2 separate regions of the Homo sapiens genome follow, and region 2 is linked to region 1. A link is a contact called in ENCODE Hi-C or POLR2A ChIA-PET data. All regions are on one chromosome and are shown on one strand. Each heading gives the region's core, a stretch centred on a gene start or an enhancer-like site at or near the end of the contact. The rest is flanking DNA. Distances are from core to core; before and after follow the strand shown. Region 1 overlaps UBE2O (ubiquitin conjugating enzyme E2 O). Region 2 overlaps MXRA7 (matrix remodeling associated 7).

Region 1 (6,980 bases), core at 3,269-5,768:
GACACCAGCTCTAGCTAGCTCTAGCCTAGTCCACAATGCACGTAGTCTGCCTGGGGAGCCCGCGACGGAAGTTGCCAAAGTAGTAACTACAATATGGTGTATTCTGATTAATCTGCTCTTCCTAGTATTAGGATGCCCATACGTCCCAGTCCTGGAGTAATTATTCATAGTACTCTCAAAAGAACCCAACTTGGGCAATAAATTACTGTACATGGTCAACACACCTAGTACGGGGGGTGGGAGACAGAGTGGTCTAGTAAGGGGCCCATACAGCTCCAGCACAGACCACAGGGCATCTGGAAGAAGACTAAGAATACTATTTGTAGTAAGTGGGAGGGAGCAAACTGGTCATTCATGAAGATGTTTCCCAAGAGTCTGCATGTGCGTGATAGCACACAAGCTTTAGGATTTGCTGTCTCTGTTTCTCAAGGAGCTTCCCATCCAGGAGAGAATGTGGGTGTGCCATGGGGCATGAGAGGAAGGGAACGGCACAATTGAGTTGGGGAAAAGCAGTCAGATTGGCTGGAATCAACTGAAGAGGCAGGAGATAGAGCAGGATGTGTAGGTGAGGGGCCCTGAATGACAACCAAGGCATGATCAGAGGCTGGGTCCTGACACAATCCAGGCGATCACTTGGGAGGTCAGCCCTTTGGAGGTCAGTTGGCGGCAGCGCTGTTCACTGGTTGAAGGAGGACTAGAGGCAGGGAGACCAGGGAGAAGGCTACACAGTGCAGGCATGAGGCAAGCAGAGAGCAAACCAGGGTTGTGAAAGGGAAATGCAGGCACAGGATGCAAGAGGCCTCTCAAAGAACTGATGACAAGTTAGAATGAGGGCCAAAGAAGGTAAATTAAAAATGACCCCAAATGCTCTAATTTTGAGAAGATTCAAGCTTAGGTATTTAGGGGTGAAGTGCTATCATGTCTGCCACTAACTTAGCAGGAGTTAGTACCAGACATAATTCAGGAGGAAATATATTTACATAAGCATACAGATAAGGCAAATATGGCAGGATGTTAACAACTGCTGACTCATAATGGTTGGGGGTTAGCAATTACTGGCTTTCAACATTTTGGTATGGTCAATATTTTTTCCTATTAAAAAGTTGGGTCTTGGGTTCAGAACCAAAAACAAAAAAAGTTGGGGAATATATATATATATTTTTTTCCTCGAGAAAGAGTCTCACTCTGTCGCCCAGGCTGGAGTGCCGGGGCACGATCTCGGCTCACTGCAACCTCTGCCTCCTGGGTTCAAGCAATTCTCCTGCCCTAGCCTCCCGAGTAGCTGGGATCACAGGCACCCACCACCACGCATGGCTAATTTTTGCATTTTTAGTAGAGATGGGGTTTCACCATGTTGGCCAGGCTGGTCTCGAACTCCTGACCTCAAGTGATCCACCCACCTCGGCCTCCCAAAATGCTGGGATTACAGGCGTGAGCCACTGTGCCCAGTCAGAACATTTTTTTTTTTTTTAAGTCCACAGACTTGGGGATGGGAAGGGCAGTCACAATCACAAGATTTTATACCCACAAAGTCTACATGGCACAATGGAGCTATCAAGTAAGCAGCTGGGCATGTGATGTCACTGTGGAAGTCACCTAAATACAGGTACCAGATGCAGCTACAAGCAGGGAGGTCACTCCAAAAAACTGGGGAGGAAGAGATAAAGAAAAGAGAGGTCTTTGGAAAAGCTGCACATCTATGGGTAAGAGGAAGAAGACAAAAGGCAAAAAAGAGAAACATTTGGTATAGTCTGGTATAATAGAACCCCAAGGAAGGAAATACCGTTAAGAGGGCATGGTCGGCCAGGCGCGGTAGCTCATGCCTGTAATCCCAGCACTTTGGGAAGCTGAGGCGGATGGATCACCTGAGGTCAAGAGTTCGAGACCAGCCTGACCAATATGGTGAAACCCCGTCTCTGCTAAAAAGACAAATATTACTCGGACGTGGTGGCGGGAGCCTGTAATCCCAGCTACTTGGGAGGCTGAGGCAGGAGAATCGCTAGAACCCAGAAGGCAGAGGTTGCAGTGAGCCAAGGTTGCACCACTGCACTCCAGCCTGGGCGACAGACTGAGACTCCATCTCACAAACAAAGCAAAACAAAACAAAACAAAACAAAGAGGGTGTGGTCAGCTAGGCACCGTGGCTCACGTCTGTAATCCCAACACTTTGGGAAGCTGAAGTGGGAGGATCACTTGGGGTCAGGAGTTCGAGACCAGCCTGGCCAATACCATGGTGAGACCCTGTTTCTACAAAAATATTTTAAAAAGCCGAGTGTGTAGTTCCAGCTGCACAGGAGGCTGAGGTGGGAGCACTGCTTGAGCCCAGGAGGCGGAGGCTGCAGTAAGGTGTGATCACGCCACTGCATTCCAGCCTGGGTGACAGAGCATAAGGCTGATGGATCAAAATGAGGACAAGGACTGAGAAAATGTCAGCAAATGCAGTGATCAGAAATTCACTAGTCATTTGTGACCTTCAGGGGAGCCGTCACACTCAGTGGTGTGAGAGGTTAGACAGAAAATGACTGAAGGCGAGAGCAGGTCATGAGGAAATGGAGGCAGACATCCATTTCCCCCAGTACAGTGCTGGGATGACCCAAAAGCACACTGGGGGACCAGAGAAATGCTTTCTTCCTTGGCTTGAAGATGATGTCATCAACCTTCAGGGCCCTCAGAATCCCTTAAATAATAAAACAGTCAGAGCACATGAATACCGGGATGCTTTCAGCACTGCATATGTCAAGCCCTGAGGCTCCCAGAATCCCTGGAGACGTATTTGTGTGTCTACACTTCCCACCTGCACTAGCGGTGACCACACACACAGTCCGGTGACCACACACACAGTCCGCTGAATCTGCCGGTCAAGGTATCTATCTTCAACTGCCCTCTTCCAGAGGGAGCTCCCACAAAAAGGACCAGAATTAAAAGGAGGAGGAAGAACATCATCGGAGCTGCTGAGTGTGAAAAGACCAGCTCTCTTGCAGGATGCAAATGAAGGCCTCTCTTTTTAAGGGTGCCTGCAGGAAATCTCTCTGTCAGTGCTAGCTGGGAATATTCATGTCATTGTTGGGTAGGACTGACTGCCTTTTTTTTTTTCTTTTTCCAAGCATGACTCAGTGTTTTAATTTTTTTTTTTACTTTCAATTATCATAGTCAGACTGTTTCCCAGGTATAGTTATGCTATCAATTTAAACCAAAAGTGACCTGAAAAATGTCTTACTCCTTTGACTTAGCTGCAGAATATTAAATATTGCTGTGGCCTCTCTAAAAATGCAAACCAACTCAAAATCCCCCAACCAAAGAACCAGATTAAACCCAAAAAGGACATTCATTCCAATCCTTATTGCCCACTGAATACTTCTGAGTGGTATGTCAACTGACTGCAATGTTTAAACCATAAAAATGTGCTTTTCACAATACTGCTTCAGGAGAACACAGCCTACCTGTGTCTAGGGGTGACCTGGACAAAGCTGACCCAAGGATCCATCCAATACAGTCAGCCTGGATTGAAGGACATTAAATCCTCAATCACAGAGTATAGCTAACGAATGAAACAAAGGCAAATAACTTGGAGTAGATAAATCCAGAGAGTTATCCAGTAACACAATTCAATTTTATTCTCAACTACAGCAAATTCCAATAAGCATTTTGCTCTTCCCTGGCTATAACTGCACACATCAAGTGGCTCCTGACAGAGTCCCCCCGTGGCTGGCTGGAATGTCAGAAGATGAAGCAATTCCGAACGGGCACTCTTGCTCAGTAAGAGCTGCAAATGTGGATGGGCAGCATTTAGACCATGACCTTCTCCAGGACTGGCACCCATTCATGGGCAAGTGGAGCCTCAGGAAGGAGCTACAGTTAAAAATACCGAGATCCTATTAAGTGAGAAAAGTGATAGCCTCTTGTAAACTGGAAAGCACATTATAGACGTTCCTGATTGTAACTTGCCCCTTTTGATTGTCATTTTAAATCAGCAACTCCCCATCGCCATCCAGAAGCAGGCTAAGCCTTGGGCAAGGAAATTCCAAAAGCTTCCATCAGAATAGGAGCACAGATCATATCCTCCTGGGTGAAAACCCACATGTCACAGAAAACCACCCTGACTCCAACTCTGAGGGGACCGACCACCAGCGGCAGCTGACACTGATCACGTGCCCAGGACTGTTGTGCTGGCAATTCATGTTATACACGACAATTGCACCCTTTTAAAAAGTGCTGGCCCCCAACAGGTTCCACTGGATTCCATGAGCCCCCATGGTGGGTTAAGTAGTAAAAAATAGAAAAAGTTCCTCTTAGTATAACAGGAAAATGAAAAAACAAAAACAAACAAAAAAAAAAACCAAACAAACAAAACAGAGAGAAACAGGGATAAAAGTGAAGTAGAGATGGGGAAGGTGCAAAGAGGCCTCTAATGTCCTAAAGCAAAAACACACGGAAACTGAAGGGAACAGAAACTGAAATTGAGGTGGAACTCAGCCTCTCCAAGGAATCCTTCCTGAACCTGTCTCATGACTCAGCATTCCCAGCCGAAGGATGACAGCAGCAGAGCGGACAGGAGGTCAAGTTGGAGCTCCTAATGGAGCTGACCACTTCTGAGGCAACACAGAAATGCCAGTTACGTGGAGTGTCTGCACACTTGTTTTGCTCTAGGAGGTGGAGTTGGGGAATAAAACTGAACTGCAGTTCAGTGTTGGAATGAATCAGACTACAGAGGTTGCTTCATTCAACATTGAGGGGCAGTCAAAGGTTCTCTAGAAATGCAATGTGTTTTTGACAGTTATTTTGAGAATGACTGAGGGGTCAGGGAATGAAAAGAGTGGAATCTGCAGAAGCACACCGCCAGTGCGAATGCAGTGTTCCTCCCGTCCTGCTCCCTACCCATCATCTCCCTCCCTCCTGCCTGCCCACTGGCACAACTTCCACCTATCCCAACATCCTGTGCCTCTCTCCTTCCTCACTTGTAGTACCTCCTATTACACTAAGACTTTCAACTGTTTAAAGAAGGGATGATTAATGCCAACCACAAGGCTTGTGATTCATGTTGGATCAGGGCACTCGGTCACGTATAGTAATGATCTCTGAATCCTGAACTTAAGTATTCTCAGGTGAGAACAAAGTACATTTAGTTCAATTTGTATTCAGATTCCTCCACTTAGAAGTGTGACACTGGGCAATTTACTTAACCTCTCTGTTCCTCAGCTTCCTTCTCTGGAATATGGGGCTAATAATAGCACCACAGGGTTGTTGTGAGCGTGAAGTAAAACATCTAAAGCACTAAGAGTGCCTGGCACACAGTAACAGTATCCTGGATCATGACTGCTCTTATTACCTTAAAATATAAAGCAATACTCTATCATCTTTGTAATTTATAATCTCATTACCAGTCTTGAGAATTTCAAGAGACCTTTCAGACTCTGGAAACATACATACATACATACAGATTCATTCCATCCCCCTCCTGGAGGACGGCCGGGGTTACTTTAAATGTGCATTACTGAATTTCTCACAAAGTAACAGAGGTAGGAAGTTCATGAGTATTTCTAGAAGAGGTTTAATAAAGTCAAACCTATAATCCATCTGGTCACTAGCAACACGAGCCATTAGGAATTCCTATGCCCCTGAAACAACCACCTTCCCCACAACCCGCCTCGTGCACCTTTTGCTTCCCAAGGTGCCTCTTTGGTGCAGCATCACCCTCTTTCTCATGGAAGTGATCTTCTGAAGGCACAGGGCTGGCTCTCTCTGACAGACATCAGAATGCTGTCTGCTAATAACCAAGTGGCCATCCTAGGCTTGACCCAGCTACACTTCTGGTTATTCCATCCGAGCAGGATCATATCGGGGTTAGGAAGATAGACCTCTTATTTCATTGCAGAGGGAGAAAATGAGGCAGTGACTTGGTCAAGGTCATTCAGAGTAGGTGACAGCCAGGAAGAGCACCCAAGGGTTTTGGCTTCCAATCACAGTACAAAACACACACCCTTCATCTGGGGAAAGTACCCTTGAGTCAGGCAGCAGCCAGACAGAAGCACCATCAGGGCACTGAGGCCCGAGGGCTAGAAGGGGAAAAATCAAGGGACAAAGAATAAAATCACAGAACAGCTGTTAAGAGTCTACAAGTGCTGTGATCCTATCTGAATAAAACGCAATTTAGATTCACTTAGTCCTGCATCTTGGTTAACCTTATATAACTTCTTCACATTACATCACTAAGAACAATTGCTTTTAATGGGCCCAGCACCCAGACAAGTGAGACAAACTTCACGTGCCATGATGCTACACCTAAATAGCTTTCCCCATGGAAATGCTGGCCAGCGTAGGAGCCAAAAATAAACTGCAAAGCCAATTCCCGAGGGACCTGTCATCAGGGATGTTTCACACACACAGCTTCATAAAAGCAGGGTGATCACAGACAGCCCTAATTTAGAGGCACTATATCTCAAACCTGGTGAAACCCTGAATGTCATGGCAACTTAAAACAAAAGACAATGCAAAAGAGATGAAAAAGCACAAGAAAGCTAAAGCATAAACGCTTTGCCTCCGAAACGAAGGCTGAACTTGAACTGACAGACAGCAGTCCTGCTCCCTTACCTCGCAGGGGGCTGTTCTGCCCAACCATGACAGGTGGAGACCAGAAGGACCCACCACGTCTAGCCAGTGCTCATGAAGGTTTAAGTGGCTGCTGGCATTTGGCTTTGTTACAAAATTTTATTCAAAGGATGACTGGTGATGGGGAAGGGGCAAGCCTCCTCTAAGGAGATCCATGGCCAGATGGACAGTTTCAAGTGGCTACCTCGCTGAACAGGTCAGAAGACTGGAGAAAGGAAGAAGCATATAAGAGACACTGGCCACTAGCTCCTTTTGAGTCCTTAAGAGGCTTAATTTTGGTGGCTGGAAGCCTCAGGAACACGACAAATTCCATAGCTTCATGGAAGAACTTACTTTGTTTCTGTTGCTATTTTCATGAAGGCAGCAGGGAAAGG
Region 2 (6,378 bases), core at 896-3,395, 230 kb after region 1:
GGATGGAAGGTGAGTCTCTGAATTAGACTTTTTGCTGAAAGAACGCTCCCAGCTGGGCATGGTGGCTCACGCCTGTAATCCTAGCACTTTGGGAGGCCGAGGCAGGTGGATCACCTGAGGTCAGGAGTTCGAGACCAGCCTGGCCAACATGGTGAAACTCCATCTCTACTAAAAATACAGAAATTAGCTGGGTATGGTGGTGCATGCCTGTAATCCCAGCTACTAGGGAGGCTGAGGCAGGAGAATCACTTGAACCCAGAAGGTGAAGGGCACAGTGACCAGGCGCCAGAGTGAGACTCTGTCTCAAAAAGAAAAAGAAAAAAACGCTCTCCTTTAGCTGGATGTAGTGGTACACACCTGTAGTCCCAGTTACTCAGGCTGAGAGGAGGATTTTGTGCGCCTGGGAGGTCAAGGCTGCAGTGAGTCATGATGGCACCACTGCACTCCAGCCTGGGTGACAGTGAGACCTCGTCTCAAAAACAAAAACAAAACAAAAAAACCATGCTCCCCTACAGCTTTCTTCCCTACAGTTACAGAAGCTTCCAGAAATCCTCGTAAGGCAGAATAAGAGTGTAGTATTGGCCGGGCATGGTGGCTCACGCGTGTAATCCCAGCACTTTGGGAGGCCAAGGTGGGCGGATCACCTGAGGTCAGGAGTTCGAGACGAGCCTGGCCAGCATGGCAAAACGCTGTCTCTACTGAAAATACAAAATTAGCCAGGTGTGATGGTGCATGCCTGCAATCCCAGCTACTCGGGAGGCTGAGGCAGGAGAGTCGCTTGAATCAGGGAGGTGGAGGTTGCAGTGAGCCAAGATCACGCCACTGCACTCCAGCCTGGGAGACAGAGTGAGACTCCATCTCAAACAAACAAAAAAAGATTTGGATCAGGAGAGGGCCTCAGAGCCCAATAACAGCTGGAACCTCACCAGCAAGCAGAAACCAGAGGGGTCAGGGACTTTGTCTTCTGAATAAAACAATTTTGATTCCTGCAAAGTAATATACACACTGCAAGAACTCGGCAAGTACCTATAGAATGTACGCCTGCATCTATGTTTATAAGGGAAAATTAGGCCTACAGAAGTCTGGAAAGAACAAGGGCATGGGGCAAGGGTGGGGACAGCATCAGGCATGGCCGCTGTGCATCCCGTGGGCGCAGTCTACATGTCGTAGAGCCGGAGCTGCTCCTGCACGTCGCCGTCGGACATCTCGCCAAACGTCTCCTTGTTGTCTTTCATGAGCTTGAAGATGGCAGCCAGCTGTTCCTTCTGAACTCTGTCGAGAAGAAAGGACAAAGAGGAAGAAGGTGCTCCTAGCCCACTGGGGAGAGAGGGAGCCTGTGTGCAGCCGGCGGAGTTGGGACTCTCCTCTCTCTTGTGTGACTGCGGTTGCTTTTCAGAACAAGAAGAAAATGAAAATAAAACCCACTTAGAACATCGGAGCTGGTTGGGTCTGACACACGCAACTTTTGAGGGCTCTAAAAACTGGGATGCGAAATCTCAGGTTTGCCGGGGAGGTTTGGGGACCCCAGGTATCACTTAGGTGCTCTGTGCCTCAGTTTCCCTTTGGGCCTCATTTGATTGTTGACTGCATGTCCCACAGTGATGTAATGAGGAAGAAGATAGGCTCCATGAAGCAGCTTGAGGTAGTGCTATGAAGAAGTAGGTTAGAAACAGCCTTCGTTGAGAGGAATGAGCCGAAAGTGGAGAAAGAAAAAACATTATCAGCTGGGAAATCAGGGAGCATACAAGTGTGTGCAAGACGGTGCTTGGCAAAGGAGCGGGGAGGGAAGCCTGTGGGGTTTCACTGGCCAGAGAAAGGGGGGTGCCTTTTCCTAATTTGCACAAGATACCCTATGGCAGGTGGCGGCCCTGCCCCTTTTATCAAGGGATGGGTGTGGAGGAAGACTGGCCTAAATGTTTGCTCCACGCGGGTTCTGTGCTGGGAGCAATGTCTTGTTATCTTTATGAGGCTCAGCTACACCATCTGACCAGCACAGGACAACTTCTGCAGCACAAACACCTCAGGTGGGGCGAGGCGGCTGCCGAACCCAGGGAGCCATATGTTTGTTGTTTGCTCCACTCTGGTGCCCTGTGCTCCTCAGCCCAGCCGGGCACTGCATCCTGGCTGCATCTCACTCTTCTGGTTTCTGCAGTTCCTGCCCCCCACACACCACGGGCTCAGTGCCTTCAGAGAACGTAAACCACATCACAGTGTCGGACCTCTCAGCCCTGCTCTGCAGCTGGGTCGGCTGTAAGCACGTTACAGGCTCTGCAACCGCAGGACCTCAGCATAGCCCTGGGCCACTGGCATCCCCCACACTGCCTGGAGGGGTGGTCTCCACGTTCGCTCCCATACTTTTGCTACCATATTCCTTTGCTTCACCCTTCCCTCCTCTCCTCAGCCCCGCATCTTCCATCCTGCAAAATTTTCTGTCTAGAGCAGCATCTAGTAGTTGAAATACTGAAGTCCCACTTCCCAGCCTCCCTTGTCCCCTGGGAAAGCTGTGTCTACAGTCGGTTCCCCTGTCTGGTGAAGCAGCAGCCTATGATGTGTGCTTTGTGCCCTCCTGTAAGAAGAAAGAGGGTCAGGTGCAGTGGCTCATGCCTGTAATCCTAGAACTTTAGGAGGCCAAGATGGGAAGATCACTTGAGCCCAGGAGTTCAAGACCAGCCTGAGCAACATAGTCAGACTCTGTCTCTATAAAACAATTAGCCAGGTGTGGTGGTGAGCACCTGTAGTCCCAGCTACCTGGGAGGCTGAGACGGGAGGATCACTTAAGCCCACGAGGTCCAGGCCACAGTGAGCTGTGATTGCACCACTGCACTCCAGCTTGGGCAACAGAGGGAGGCCCTGTCTCAAAAAAAAAAAAAAAAAGAAGAAGAAGAGGAATTCCCGTGAACAGAAAGGATGTGCTGAGCTCTGTGGATGGAAGCACAATCCATATGTCCCTGAGTGAACACAGATCATGTCATGTGGTTTTGACAGCCATGGTGACTGCATATTTTTTAACAGGGTGGATGTATGGCTTTGTACTCTGCTGCAGAGTAAGAGGCATCAAAATGAAAGAAAGGTCAAACTTCAATGGGTTCAAAAGGGATTTTGTTTTAAAACAAAGCAAACTGAAAAAACACACAGTAATTGAGATCATCTACTCAAAGTTTATTGGACTGAACAAAGGCTGAATACAGAGATCCAAGCCATGAGGAGTACATGAGGTGTGGTGCCTATAAGCCAGGGTCGGAAACTTTCCAGACAAACCTAGATAGCTCTACTAGGAGGGAGTCAACGACCTATTGTGTCAATTAGATCCCAGCCTGGACAAGGGCATGACTATTGCTGTTTGGGGACACGTGGCTCTGTGTTGAAGGCAATGACTGTGTGGCTGTTGCCATGTGGCCTGTTCTCCCCTAAGCCCTGAACCAAAGGTTCCAGGCCCAGATGAGAAGGCCCCTGGGAATGCATGCCATAGGGGTTGATGCTGGACATTCCCCAGCCTTCCATTAAATGAAAACATTTTCTATAAACTTACTGCTTTAAAAAAATGTTTTAACCAACAAACCTAAGAACTGCAAATGAGTTTGGTATAGTATAAATATTGTCAAATATAAAATTCCAAGAAACCCATTTGAGACTGATCTGATGATCTGAAGTTCTAACTAATCTATCAAACTTTCTAAGAAAAGGCATAGGTCAAGAAATCTTTTTAAAGCAAACATTATTGCTTCTGCTATAGCAGAGTGGAGATTTGGCTGAGCTGGTAAGAACCTCAGTGAAAAGGTGTCTTAGCAATGAAAGGGCTGAATCCGAGATTCCTCTAGATGAAAAATAAGGGGAATGGTCAAGTAAATTCCTGGTACTGGTTCTTTGCTGCCCTGTAATCAATATGGCATCTCACCCCCGACAACCAAGCCAGCCACAGAGAGAAGTGGGGTTCCCAGGGAAAGGGGTCGGCTGACCACCCTGACGGAGCTGGTGAGCACAGGTGAGCTCTACCTCATTTGTCTCTCATTCCTCAAAGTCTTCTGTGGTTTGGCTTCAGTGAGGGCAAAAGAGGGGAGACTGGAGTGAAAGTGAACTCTGCTTTTAAAATGTTCTTTTTATCTAAGGTGTGCAGGGTGTGTGGATAGCAAGTTTGAGTGGTAAGAAAAATCCCAGTCCAGGGTCTGAGCTCTACCTCTTAAAACTCTTCAGCTTAACAAAGTGACCCACAGGAACAGACATGAACATCTCTACACAGGGCAGGGCCAAAGGTGTTCCCAGGATCCTGCTAGCCAAGGGACAAGTCCTGATTGAGGGTCTAGAGCTCAGCAGATTTATGGAGGCAGCATGCACCCTGGGAGCCTGCCCAGACTCCTCTCTGGGGTTTCCGTTTTATCTCTCAAGCTTTTAAGATGCCAAAAGGAAAAGCCTTTAGGAGGACGCTAAGGATAACTTCGTTATTCTTCAGTTCTGTAAAGAGAAATGGGGAGAAAAAGATAATTTATTTTACTCATTCCATCCTGCACCATGGGCAAGGAAAGGGGGAAATGGGGACGAGGAAGGAGAATGTTTGGAATTGCAGAAGCTGCGCTAGACTCTGGTTTCTCAAACCACTGCTGATTTGCTTCTCATCGCTTGCAGCAAGACAGTCTGTGCCGCCAAGCCGGCCAGAGCTTGCAGAGCTCCCCTTGATCCCGCACAGAACCTGGCAGCCCACAGACCCTGTTCAGCCTCTGCAGGGTACTTAAGGAAGGAACTTGGGCATTTGAGTTGCCAAGGGCCTTTCTGATCTTGGGTTGTGTGGTTGTGCTGACAATATTCCTATCACCCTAGATAATTTCCCATTCCCGCTGGCTGAGTTTTGTCCCCTCGGGGGATACTGGCACCCTAGGATGCACGCTTCCAGATGGAGCCAACTGCATGCCCGTCTTTTATGAACCAAGACACACTGCCAGCCCTGGGACCACTGAGAACCCAGCAGGTCTGATCTTGTCCCTCTGACGCCCTCTCCTGGTGGTCACAGTCAGCACGCATTTCCAGCCTGAGCTGGAAATTCACACTGGCAGGTCTATTGTCTGTAGTTTCTTGCATACATCAGATGGAAGAACCAGAACTACCCCACAGCTGGGGTTCCTTGGCCTCCTCCTCCCCTTCCCTGTTTTACCACACTAGCACCTTCCTCTAGAGTCATGTCCATTTCCAGAGGAGTCAAGACAGCCCTGCAGACCTCAAATGGAGGGGTGGGTCCTGATCTATCAGAGCCAGCCCAGTCTATAGCCTGGGTTCATTTTCCCTCTGAGACCACAAGGTGGGAAGAAGTGATGGAGAGGAGCTGACAGCCGCGCCTGTTCTTTCTCCTGCCAAGCTGTGAAGCCAGCCAAGCCCTGCCAGCTTCCCTAGCTCTGGGGGAGGAGGAGGAGGCCTCTTGCTCAGGGGAGCTGTCACCAGCCTGCAAGCCCACTGTCCTAGCCACACTGTGAAACTGGAGGTGGCACTTCCCACAGCAGCTTCAGCGGAACCCAGGGACGCCACCAGAGGCATGAAGTGTGTGAAACTCCGGCCCGAGGGGAGAGCTGAGGAGGCGGGCAGACAGTGGCAAGCAGGATCTTAAGCAGCAGCTGCCTCTGGATTTACAGACCTGACCGCTTTCTGGCCCCAGGCGGAAGGAATTTGATCTGTGAGTAGTTCAAGGATGAGACTGACCACTTCAGCATGTCGGGGAACTAATTGGGGGCCTTCTGCTTCCAGTCCCACTTCCTAATTGTCATGAGAGCCTGTGAACTGAAGCTCCTGGGGAGTGCTGGAACTGGCAACCACTAAAGCTTCAGGTTCTAGATGCAGATCTGTTGGCTGAGCTAGTAAATTTAAAGTTAGGGGACGTGCAGCTTGTAGCTGCAACTCGACTGGACCCTGAGAGCTGGGAAAGGCATCAGAGGCATGGAGGCCGGGAGGGTGGAACCTGACAGGCGGAGAGAGAGCACCCTGCTAGCTGGCCTGTGGTTTTAGTGGTTTGATAACAACAGGCATGTTATTTTTCATACTGATGATTCTAGGGCGGTTCCCTGGACTTGGCTGGGACCAGAACTGTCTCACAGCTGCCAGCGCTCCCCACCCCCATGAGAACCATCGTGCTGAAGATGAAGAGCCAAAGCCAAACTGACCAGCCTCTGCAACCCCAAGCATCACCGTGTGAGGACAGCGTGATGTGGAGCCGCGGAGACCCCACGCAGTGCTGCGAGGGGCAACCACATGCAGGGGGGCAGAGGTGTGGGGGAGCAAGCAGATGCCACCGGCATGCCTAGGAGCCACAGGGAGCATGCGGGCTGGGCAGTGATGGGAATGAACGTGAACTCCAGTCCTGCCCCAAGAAGTCCTCCGGCCCCTCCTTCTCAATTCAGG

The links. Hi-C counts contacts between places; a loop is a spot of excess contacts on that map. ChIA-PET counts read pairs that join two places held with the same protein, here RNA polymerase II (POLR2A). Pooled maps may share reads with other maps.
Region 2: a loop to region 1 is called in a map with no recorded cell type, with 2.2 times the contacts of the local background. The contact joins two enhancer-like sites. A Hi-C loop is called at or near these places in 4 of 168 maps with a recorded cell type or tissue (CD4-positive, alpha-beta memory T cell, CD8-positive, alpha-beta T cell and naive thymus-derived CD4-positive, alpha-beta T cell), 4 of 37 single-sample maps with no recorded cell type and 12 of 50 pooled maps. POLR2A ChIA-PET finds 5 or more read pairs at or near these places in 5 of 52 experiments (CD4-positive, alpha-beta T cell, CD4-positive, alpha-beta memory T cell, HepG2 and 2 more).

Annotation. Positions count from the first base shown.
Region 1 is chr17:76,442,138-76,449,117 of GRCh38, forward strand. All of the region lies in intron 1 of UBE2O (ubiquitin conjugating enzyme E2 O), which reads right to left. Among named protein-coding and RNA genes, the nearest start is that of UBE2O, 7.5 kb to the right of the region's middle. RefSeq lists enhancers at 856-975, 2,650-2,809. Within about 2 kb of position 4,519, at least 10 of the 41 ENCODE cell types and tissues checked have a DNase peak (open chromatin) inside an H3K27ac peak, as active enhancers do.
Region 2 is chr17:76,676,431-76,682,808 of GRCh38, forward strand. MXRA7 (matrix remodeling associated 7) reads right to left here. Exons shown (of 4, transcript NM_198530.4): 4 at 3,136-4,449. The coding sequence ends at 4,437. Among named protein-coding and RNA genes, the nearest start is that of MXRA7, 31 kb to the right of the region's middle. RefSeq lists an enhancer at 5,999-6,378. Within about 2 kb of position 2,146, at least 4 of the 41 ENCODE cell types and tissues checked have a DNase peak (open chromatin) inside an H3K27ac peak, as active enhancers do.